2 separate regions of the Mus musculus genome follow, and region 2 is linked to region 1. The links are chromatin contacts, found by Hi-C or POLR2A ChIA-PET in ENCODE. All regions are on one chromosome and are shown on one strand. Each heading gives the region's core, a stretch centred on a gene start or an enhancer-like site at or near the end of the contact. The rest is flanking DNA. Distances are from core to core; before and after follow the strand shown. Region 1 holds the start of 1700008J07Rik (RIKEN cDNA 1700008J07 gene). Region 2 holds the start of Tmem265 (transmembrane protein 265).

The links. A loop is a pair of places that touch in the nucleus more often than their neighbours do. ChIA-PET counts read pairs that join two places held with the same protein, here RNA polymerase II (POLR2A).
Region 2: a map of left cerebral cortex shows a loop between it and region 1 (2.5-fold over the local background). The contact joins the promoter of Tmem265 here to the promoter of 1700008J07Rik in region 1. A Hi-C loop is called at or near these places in 16 of 37 maps with a recorded cell type or tissue (CH12.LX, T-helper 17 cell, adrenal gland and 4 more). POLR2A ChIA-PET finds 5 or more read pairs at or near these places in 4 of 5 experiments (Patski and embryonic stem cell).

Annotation. Positions count from the first base shown.
Region 1 is chr7:127,510,581-127,516,106 of GRCm38, reverse strand. It overlaps 1700008J07Rik (RIKEN cDNA 1700008J07 gene), which reads left to right and starts at 3,238. Exons shown (of 1, transcript NR_024331.1): 1 at 3,238-5,526. Srcap (Snf2-related CREBBP activator protein) reads right to left here and starts at 4,124. Exons shown (of 34, transcript NM_001304266.1): 1 at 3,769-4,124; 2 at 1,867-1,942; 3 at 1-165.
Region 2 is chr7:127,559,244-127,564,698 of GRCm38, reverse strand. Tmem265 (transmembrane protein 265) reads right to left here and starts at 3,476. Exons shown (of 3, transcript NM_001304267.1): 1 at 2,914-3,476; 2 at 1,407-1,577. The coding sequence starts at 1,574. It overlaps Srcap (Snf2-related CREBBP activator protein), which reads right to left. Exons shown (of 34, transcript NM_001304266.1): 34 at 3,480-5,455. The coding sequence ends at 3,930.

The sequences.
Region 1 (5,526 bases), core at 1,989-4,488:
CTGGGTTATCACCGTTGCTGCAGGCCGAGTGGCTGGTGTCCGGCTGCAGGGCATGCTGGGAGCTGGCCTCATTCTGGGCCACCAGCCACCGGGACCTGCCTTCCAGGGCCCGGGGCCCACCAGGGCGTCCCAGCCTCCGCTCAGGTTCACCAGCCTCTGGAGTACCTGCAGTTGGATAAAAAGAAAGAAAGAAAGAAAGAAAAAAAGAAAGAAAGAAAGAAAGAAAGAAAGAAGGAAAGAGAGAGAGAGAGAGGAAAAGAAAAGGAGTAGAAATAAAATTAAAGGCTATTAAAATAATTGTTTTTGAGACAATTAGGGTCTTATTCTACCATCCAGACTGGCCTGGAACTTACAATCCTCCTGCCTCAGCTCCCAATGCTGGGGTTAAGAACTATTTTCAGGGATATGGAGGTAGCTCAGCTGGCTCGGCCTAGCACCCAAGAAGGGTTCAATCCTCAACCCTGCATAAAACCAGCAGGGTGGCACACACCTTCAATCCAAAAGCTTGAGAGGTAAAGGAAGATCAGAAGTTCAAGTTCATCTTTGGCTATGCATTGACTCGGAGACCCTTTCTCAACATACTATCTATCCCTATGTCTTAGATACTTACTCTGTATCAAATACCTGTAAGAACTTGCTTAGACAGACATATCTTGATATCTGTATATGCCAATATTCACAGCTATTTGGGACATTGGAGATGATTGTTTTAACATAGGCATTAGAGACCAGCCTCAAACACAAAGTAAGATCTCATTTCAAAAGAATAAATATGCTAAGCATTCATGGTACATGCCTTTAACCTCAGCACTCAGGAGACAGAGGTAAGTGGATCTCTGTTAGTTTGAGGCTAGCCTGGTCTCCAGAAAGAGTTCCAGGACAGCCTGGGCTACAATAGAAGCCCTATCTCAAAAAAAAAAAAAAAAAAGAAATAAAGAAAGAAAGAAAAGAAAAGAAAAGAAAAGAAAAAGAAAAAGAAAAAAAGAAGAAAAAAGAAAAAGAAAGAGAAATGTCAGCTGTGGTGGTTCATACCTATTATCCCAGCACTTAGGGCAAGCCAAGGCAGAATGACTGCTATGAATTCAAAGTTGGCTTGAGCTAGAGACTTAGACCCCCACCCCCTTAAAAAGGAAAAGAGAGAGAAGGGAGAAACACAGAGCTGAAGACAGAGCTGATCTGGTAGGATAGCTGACCAGTACCCTCAGAGTCTGAGACTTCATGCCTGAACCACATAGAATTGAGTGTCACGGTGGTACACTGGAGGCAAGAGGATCACAACTACTTAAGAGTATTCTCAGCTATACAGATTGAGGCCAGTTAAATTATGTGAGATTGTCTTTAAAAAGAAAAGAAAGAAAAGAAGGAAGAAAAGATAATAGTAGGAGAACTTAAATCCACATTGCCATGTTTCAGAACATTGAAGAAGCCAGGATGGTGGTATAGGTCTTTCTTCTTAGCACTGGGAGGCAGAGACAGAAATCTCTGAGTTCAAGGCCAGCCTGATCTACAAGTCAAATTTTAGAACACAAAGGGTTACAAAGAGAAACTCTGTCTCGAGAAAACAATGACAACAACAAAAAAAAAAAAAAAAGAGAGAGAAAAAAATGAAAACAAAACAAATAAGCAAAACCAAACTAAACAACAACAACAAAAAAAAAAAACATAGAAAAACCTAATACTCTTAGTGCTCTCCCTAGTAGTGCCTGGGTAACACCTTCCCTTATTCAGCCTCAGTTTGGTTGTACTATCACCAAACCCTACATAGAAAACACATGCAGTAATCATTCACAACCTATTCTCTCATCATGTCATACAGTTTCTCCCATTAACATCAGCACACAAAATTTTATCTGAAGGTGAGCTCACCTGTGTGAGCAGAGACCACACCCCCTGTGAGAGTCTGCACTTCCACGGTGCCGTGCTGTACTGAAGGAAATCACACCTAAAACAGGAGAAGCAGCAGCAGTGAGGACACGACCCACATGTGTCAATCCATACTCATCTAAGGTTACGTACACCAGCTTTATTGGACTTTAAAATACATCCGAAGTCACTTCACAGAACAGTAACAGGGAAAGCTCATGCTTCAGAAAGTCATACAGTAAACTAGGCAAGGCTGTAGTAAATTGGGCAAGGCTCAGCCTTGGGGGTGGGGGTGGAGAAATGCTTCAGGGATTTAAGAGTATTCATTGCTCCTGCAGAGGTCCTGGGTTTTGTCCCAAGCACCTATATAGCAGCTCACAATAGCTCCAGCTCCAGTGGCCCAGATTATTCTTCTGGCCTGTCTGGACACCAAGCATGGATGTGGTGTATATACATGTTGTGGCAACAAAGCACAAAGTGTTTTGTACGGAGAATCTCACAGGGTTGTACATTCTGGCTGGGTAAGAGCAGAGAAGAAGACAACAAAACGTTTTAAAAGCTAAAAGTACTTAAAGCTCTGACAGACAACTGAAGGACAGAAACTTCTCATCTAGAAGTTAACAACGCCTCCTGGATGCCTGACAGCTTCCTTGTCTTTTCAATGAGGACTTAACAGAAATGAGGGCGGAGTTCCCCAAAACAAAAAGCAAATAGTTATAAAGTAAAGGAGGGCTATTTGAATACAGAAAGAGCGAGGTGGAACGGCCAAAGAACTTTAAAGAAAACGCTTTTCGTTTTTGGAGACAGGGTTTCTCTGTGTAGCCCTGGCTGTCCTGGAACTCACTTTGTAGACCAGGCTGTCCTCAAACTCAGAAATCTGCCTGCCTCTGCCTCCCAAGTGCTGGGACTAAAGGCGTGCGCCACCAACCGCCCGGCAAGAAAGAGCTTTATAAGCAGACTTAAGTGAGGAAGGCGCCAAGGAGCCCTAACAGCCGGAAACAAGCAGGGTTAATAAAGTATTCAAGATCCGGAAGCATTTGCCTAGTTAATTCCTTATCTAGGTGTTGTGCTGCCTTGATTCACCCTTCAGAAATTCCAAGGATTGGAGGTAATCCAAAACCATGAGGCCCCAACTATGGACTCCAGCCTTCTTTATGACCTCCCAATACCCCCCCACCCCCCCCGCAGTGGACTGACCCAGCATGACCCTTGACCTCTGCCAAGTTTTGACTCCTCAGACGGCGGCCCCGCCCCCTCGCGGTCGCCCACCCCACCCAACGTGCTCGACCGGCTGGGGGAGGCGCCGGCGCGTGCGCGGCCCGGAGGCGGGGTGAGCCGGCGGCGCGCACGGCCAGATTGGGGAGGGGAGGAGGGGGGGATTCCCGCCAGAACCCGATCCCATAGACCGGGTCACAGGACTCAGATGTCCGCGTCCGTCGGCGCCCCCACATCCACAGACCGCAAAGAGCTCGGGAAGGAAGGGTTCGTGCGCCAAGTCTCGGGCTCCTAAATGGCTTATGGTGGGCGCGCGCCCGGACTACTCGTCCCGTGCACCCCTTTCCCTCGTCCGCGCCCCCGAGGGGAGGCAGGTTGGTGGGCGGGCAGAAGCGCACCTGGGTCCGTCCTCTCGAGGGCTGCTCGTTCGCGCACGCGTGCGCAGAAGGGCAGGAGGGGGGCGAGGCGCCGCTCTGACACCAGGTGCCGCTCGGCCCGACGCCCTCCCCCCCACCCCCGGCTCCGGGAGCGCGCGCAGGCAACCTCGCTCGCCAGCCCCGGGGCCCCGCCGGGCGGTGCGCGCGCAGCACCCCGGGAAGGTGGGAAGCGGCGCTCGCAGATGCGCGCGCAGGCACCCGTCAGGGGAGGGGAAAGTGTGGGGCCTCCGCCATCTTGTCTCCCTCTCCTTACCTGCGTCCTCGGGGGCGTGCTCACCACCCCCCCTCCCGCCGAGGAGGGGGGAGGGCCCCCTCTTGGTCGCCGCCTTCACCACTTTAAATTCCCCTAAGGGCCGTAACACGAGCCACCCCGATGCTCCCACCGCTTCCAGTCACGCCGCGAAGAGGTGCTTGGTGAGTTGAAGAAAAAGGAGACGCTACTCCCAGCGACCCCGCCGCCGCCTCCGCTGCTCCCGAGGCCTCACCAAAATGGCCGCCGCCGTCTCGGCCGCCACCGCCACTAGCACCACCACTACCACCACCACCAAGGCTCGTTATCGCTACCGCCAGAGCGGCCCGTCTTCTCGCGATACACAGTAACTGGAGGCTGAAGGGGCGGGTAGGCTCGCGTGCTAGCGTAGGACTGTGCGGCGCAAAGCAAGGTGGGAGTTGTAGTTCGCTCCGAGGCTCCATGCTGGCCCAGCACGCTTCAATAGGTCTGAAACTCGTGCTGCATTGCAGCTGCCCACTGGGACCACCCTTTGGATTTCGGAGTTTTTGTTCTTACATATCACCCAGTGAAATGAAACAAATGAGTAGAAGAGCTTAGACCTACTGATTCCTACAGCAGTTACTTTTTGTTTTTGAAAGGTGAGGTCTAACAATGTAGCCTTGGCTGACATGGACTCGCTATGTAGATCAAGCTAACCTTAAACTTACAAAGTTGCTCCTGCGTCTGCCTGGAATGAACGTATGCACCACCACTACCAGCTGCGGTTGACTTTGTAACACCGGTTTTCCCAAGAACTCTCAAATACAAGTACCATAGGTTTGCAGTCTTTTACATTTAAGAACTATTTTGAGAGGTTGAGAACATAGCTCAGTGATTAAGAATATTGGCTGCTTCCACTTTGAGAGGACATTCTATCTCCACACTAAAGAAGCTCCTAACAGTTATTCCAGTTCCAAGGAATCCGACACCCTCTTCTGGCCTCAGAGAGCAATACACAAACACGGTGCACAGACATACACGCAAGTAAAACTCCCATTCAAGTCAAATAAAAATCCTTAAGGAAAAAAAGGCTGGGTGGTGGTGGCTCATGGCTTTTAATCCCAATAGAGGCTGACGAATCTCTGACTTCAGAGCCATCCTGGTCTATGAAGCTAGCTCTAGGACAACCAAAGCTACAGAGAAAAATTCCTGTGTCTAGGGGGGAAAAAATCTCTTAGAGAATCTGATACTCCCTTCCGATTTTAAGGATGCATTTATTATCTACAACGGTTCCAAGGAAGATTTTGAGCCATTGGTTACATAACAAGACCCTGCCCCAAAACATAACTAATAATTAAGAAAACAGGATAAAAATAAATCAGCGATGGACAGAGGAGAAGCTATTGAGGGGAAATGGAAGTTGAATAGAGACTGGAAGAAAGATTCTTTACAGCTAGGTATGGTAGCATAAATGCACAATCCCAATTTACTGGTTGAGGCCAACCTGTGCTGTTGCATAAGTCAATACAAACAACCACACAGAGCACACACACACTAATATTCTAAAGTTCAAGATTATCCTGTCTAAAAAAAAGGATATGCATATAATCTTATAGTAACTATGTGTTGCTTTTTTTCACTTTAGTACTTTAAAGGTGTGTGTGTGTGTTTAAATAATTTACAGAGGCAGAGCTGGAGAGATGTTTTAAGTGGTTAAGAGCACTGGCTGCTCTTCTAGAGAACACAGGGTTTGATTCTCAGCACCCACATGGAAGCTTTTAACAGTTTCTAACTTTAGTC
Region 2 (5,455 bases), core at 2,227-4,726, 48 kb before region 1:
TAGCTCATAATTGCACACATAAACACTTTACAACCTTTTCTGGTCTTTCTTGGCTCATCTGCAATACAAAGTATTCATTTTAGTTCTGCCTTACTTTTCAACTGGCCACAGTTAGCTCACAAAGACTGTATCTTAAATAACTTTGGTTTGTTTTGTGGTTTGGGATGGAACCCAAGGGCCTGTGCATACTAACCAAGTACTCTGCTGAACTACATTTCTGGACTGGAAAATACTTTGCAATCCTTCTATTTCCATTCTTTTCTATTTGTCCCACATTCATTCTCTCTCTCATGGTCCAAAAGGCACCACCATTTTTATCATGAAGGACTGCTTTTATGGTTTTTGCCCCACTGAAATTCTTATGATGGGTCTGGAGAGATGGCTCAGCAGTTAAGAGCACTGACTGCTCTTCTGAAAGTCCTCAGTTCAAATACCAGCAATCACACAATGGCTCACAACCTTCCATAGTGAGATCTGACGCCCTCTTCTGGTGCGTCTTAAGACAGCTACAGTGTAAAGATATAATAATTAAATCTTTAAGCCGGAGAGAGCGGGGCCCGACCTGAGCGAGAAGAGGTCCTGAATTCAAATTCCCAGCAACCACATGATGGCTTACAATCATCAATACAGCTACAGTGTACTTATATACATTAAATAAATAAATCTCAAAAAAAAAAAAAAAGAAATTCTTATGATGACAAAATGTTTCTGACTGTGAGGTAGTGAGAAAATTCTAGAATGTTTAAATTAGTTTGAATAGCCTTTCACTAGGTATATGTGTATGCTGGAATTATCACTTTTCATAAGCAGGACTCTGGACTCAATTCCTAGTAATGCCACCCCTATCCCAATTACAACAAAAAGCAGGAGGGGTGCAGACTGTTCTCTAACAACTGCTCTACTCATTGCACACGATGGAGATCCTTCTCATCACGACTAAACTGTCTGCCTGTAGTCCTGCCCCTTGTGATTCAGCCTCAATGGGGGGTTTGAGAGTAGATCTTTCTGAAACACAAATCTGGCCATGTCACTCCTCTGAAAAAAATTTAAATTGCTTTCTACTATTCAAGATAAAGTTAAAATTCCTAAGTTCAGAATCGGAGGCCTTCAGGATCTGGATCCTTTGATGTCAAATCTCAAATATTCCTGCCTTTATTTGAATTGTTCTTCCATCCTCAATACACTCACACTTCTCCTGTACTACAGTATTAATGAACTGAATTCTACTAATTATCCATTTTTACAACTTTCGTTTTCGTAAGACACGAGTCCTTAGAAAGTATTCTTACTCTGTCACTAAGCTCAGAGCTAAGCATCAAAAGATATGTAGTAACCGTAACTGTAGACAGATCAGATACAGTCATTTCATTATACCCTCCCAGTCCCATAGGAATTTTATTCCTCACCTTGATGGCAAACACAAGAGCCATGATCCCCAGGCAAGAACAGCCACAGATAATGCTAGTAGCCGCCAAATATTGGAGGCGGAGCCAGCGGCAGTGGATAGGGGATGGAGAATGAGCAGCTTCCATGTTGCTCACCAAGCTCTCCGCTGCCTTCTCCTTGTCCTCCATCACCTGTGGATGATATAGTCAAGGCACTTTTAAGCCCAACAAATGAGCTCTTGCTCGGGCATGGTGACTCCACCCTTCTCAAAGCATGCTGTCTAGTGTCCTAACCCTACACTCAGGAATGCTGTCTTACTGGGAAATTCCTCCAGTGACTCAGGTGAGAAGACTAACTACGTGGTCGGGATCCTTTCCATAGCTGAAGATTCTGAATCTTTTGAAGGGCAAGCATGTGTGAATGTACTTATTCTTCAATAAATATAGACAATGAAGCTGACCTGGCTACCAGAAACAGGAGATAGAATTTTTTTTTTTTTAAATCTTTTCGAGCCCTGGCTATCCTGGAACTCACTCTGTAGACCAGGCTGGGCTTGAACTCAGAAATCTGTTTCTGCCTCACAACTGGTGGGATTAAAGGCGTGCGCCACCATGCCCGGCTGAGAGATATCATCTTAAAACCTTATTACTAGGTAACTTTTTTTGGCTTTGTTTTGACACAGGATTTCGTTATGTAGCCCCTCCCTGGCTTGCCAGGAACTCAGTATATAGACAAGGCTGTCCTCAAATTCAGAGACTGCCTGGCTCTGGCTTTGCTTGGCTTACTTATGATAGTTTCTCTGTGTAGCCTTGGCTGTCCTAAAACTCACTCTGTAGACCAGGCTGGCCTAGAATCACTGAGATCTATCTGCCCCTGCCTCCTGAGTGCTGGGATTAAAGGCGTGTACCACCAAACCCTGGGCATGAATAGTTTGGAGGATAAAAGAAAGGCAAGATTCATATGGTTAAGTTCTTTTTGATGTTTATAAAAACAAAACAAAATAAAAGTAACAATAAAAAAATCCCACCTAACCAAGGAGTGGAGGCAGACATCGATAATACCAATTCGGTACAGAAGCAGAAAGATCTAAATTCAAGGCCAGCATTGCTGAGTCTGAGGATACATGAGATCCTGTCTCAAAACAAAACCCCTGAATATGACACCTCCTTTTCTATGCTTGTCACCTCTACTTTATCCCAGACCATACAACCCAATCAGATTAGCAGAGTTCAAATGACTTTGCCCACAGAAACCTGCACAATGCCTTCCTAGTACTCAGGCCCTCTATGCACATCAAAATATCTTTCCACCCTCATGTCTAATCATTATCCTACAGCCTGGACACATGAAACCACCTGTGGTTCCCCGCCACAAGAAACAAAAATGCAGAATGTGAGAGAGCAAAAAGATGTGGCAAGCTGCAACAGCAGTTGAGGTGAGAAATGAATTGTCAGTAAATGAAAAGAGCCTAAGAAAGGGCCCAGGGAGTTATGGTCAGAAACTATAAACATAAGCATAGATTCTTACCTGGCCATAGGCTTTGAGGAACTGTGAGTTTCGGCTCTTGCCTCGGGTTTGATTTGGCTTGGGTGGAGATGAAGCTGACTCATGGCTCCAAGCCAAGCCAAGGTAGAGTTGTAGGGCCAGCCACCATGTGAAGAGCCCAGGGCTCTGGGAAGGGGCATGGCCAGCTCAAACCAGTTTGGCTAGATGGCGAGCAGAGGAGGGCTAAGGCATGAGCAAATGGAGGATGCCTGCTTTCTGAAGACAGGAGTGTAAGGAAGCACCTGAGTAAGGAGACTGAAGGGGACTCCCGGGTGTTGGAGAACTGAGGGCAAGTTCAAGACTCAGAGAAAAGAGTTTATCTGGGTGGTTTAAAAGACTCTATATAGCCTACCAGATCAGATTTGACAATCTTTCTTTTTTTCTTTTTTTTTTTTTTTTGACTGGGAGCGGGATTAAGTTCTGCTTCAAGGGTAACCTTGCATTAGAGATCAGTCATGGAGTCATTGTAAGAGGGAGGTGAAAAATGACGTCCAAATTCCCACCCAACCCTCCACCAGACCAGAAAATCAGAAGCCTCCTTACACGGATGCTTGTACAGAAACTAAGTTTATTATGCTTTTTTTTTTTTTTCTTAAAAAAAAAAAAAAAAGAAAAAAAAAGAAAAAAAGAAAAAGAAAAAAAAAAAGAAAAAAAAACAAAACAAACCCACCCCACCTCATTGAAAAGCCCCTCCCCCTTTACCCTAAGGGTTTGAGGCTGTGAAAGACAGCTGGGGAATCAAGTACAAGGGGGTGGGGACAGAAACTATCTTGCCACCCTTAACACTGCCCAGCCATATAGGAGAGAAAGGGGGTTGTGACAAGCCCCATTTCCATGACAACCAGTAACCTACCCCCTACTTTGGTGGAAAGGAAGACAGCCCCCTATGTCTCCCTGGAGGCTTTTTCCCTCAAAGACTTCAAGTAGTGGTTATCAGAGTCAGGCCTGGGCAAGGGAAAGCGGCCATGGTGGGATACATAAGTGAAGGGGCTGCCCATTCACGTCTTGGCCTTTCGACCTCTGTGACTAATAGTAGGGATACATAGGTGGGGAGGAGCACTACTACGCAGGATACGCTGGTCCCCTTGGTTGGTGGTCCCAACGAGCCTGCGGGGACCAGTTCGACGGCGTGGGGTTCCATCTCCTTCCTCCTCGTCACCTGAGGCTTCTACCTCTGACTCCTCTACTGAACCCTCAGGCCCCAGGGGACTTGGGGGCTGCAAGCGGCCTCGTTTTGCCATCCCAGAACTCCCAACTGGAGCCCCTGACCTTTTTCGAGGCATTTTCTCAGTTTCTAGTGGGGGGACTAGAGACCCTGGACGCAGGCGGGTTGAGCGAAATTTGGGAGTTAATGAGACCACAGGTGGTGTCAGTTCTAACCCACTTGGCCCACTATCTGCTAAATCCAGGTCATCCTGAATTACGGCCATCACCATGGACCCTTCACTCTTTCGTCCCCGCATCCCTTCAGCTTCAAGCCGAAGACGGGCCAGGCGGGTGAGAGGACGGCTTCCATCCTCATCAGAGGAACTGCCTTCACTTTCTGCCTGGCCCAGGGGTTGGCGCTGCACTCCCAGTCCACAACTCTCAAGAATAGAAGAGCTGTCGGGGTCCAAGACAGGGTGCTGGCTGGGCCTTGGTGATGGTGGGTTCTTGGGAGGTCGGCCCCGCTTCCGCTTCGGTGGGGATGTTGAAATGGTGACAGTAGTGACAGTGTTGGTGACAGCAGTGGGACAGGCTAGGAGTGGTGTCAGGGGTGCTGGGAAAGGGAGCGACTGTGTTCGGCTCTCTAAATTGCCGCCTCCTGGAGAGGATATGGTCCCAGGAATGGGCAAATCCCTTGCTTTAGGGGGACGCCCACGCCGTCTTTTCTCCACAGGCGATAGGATGGTGGGTTCTGGTCTGTGAACTGGTTGGGGTCCAGGAGGCTGGGGCCCAGGAACAAATTGGGGCCTGAGGTCAGGTTCTGCAACAGTTACTGTTTCAGGGCCGGGGACTGGGTCAACCCCATTGGTTTTCCCCTTAGAGATGGATGAAGGTACCTCATCTACCCCTCTCCCAGCATCTGCTGGAGATCTGTTCTTCTTGGGAGGCCTCCCCCTCCGACGTTTCACAGCAGGTGGAGTGATGGCAAGCTCTGTTCCTTCTCCATTCTCTGGGCTTCCCCCAGTAGTCGTCCCCAGTTCATTGTGACGACAAGCTATGAAGGTGGATTGGGTTGGGGTAGACAGTGAAGATGTAGGAGCAGCTTCACAGGGCCCACTGCTAGGAGGTGAGGATTCTGGCCCTGACATACTGTGGATCGATGGGCTTCTTGGACTGGCGCTAACTTCAGATACCCCAGGTACTAGGGTGCTGGCAGGTGCCCGATGTCGCCGTCGCTTTACAAGTTCTTTTTCCTCCACCACAGTTACTAGCCTTCCTGGCAGCTTTCGAAGCACTTTGGGACCTGGGAGCTGTCCTGTCCGGCCAGACCCCTGACCCCTGATTTCTACATCAGCACTGGTTCGACGCCGTGGAGGAC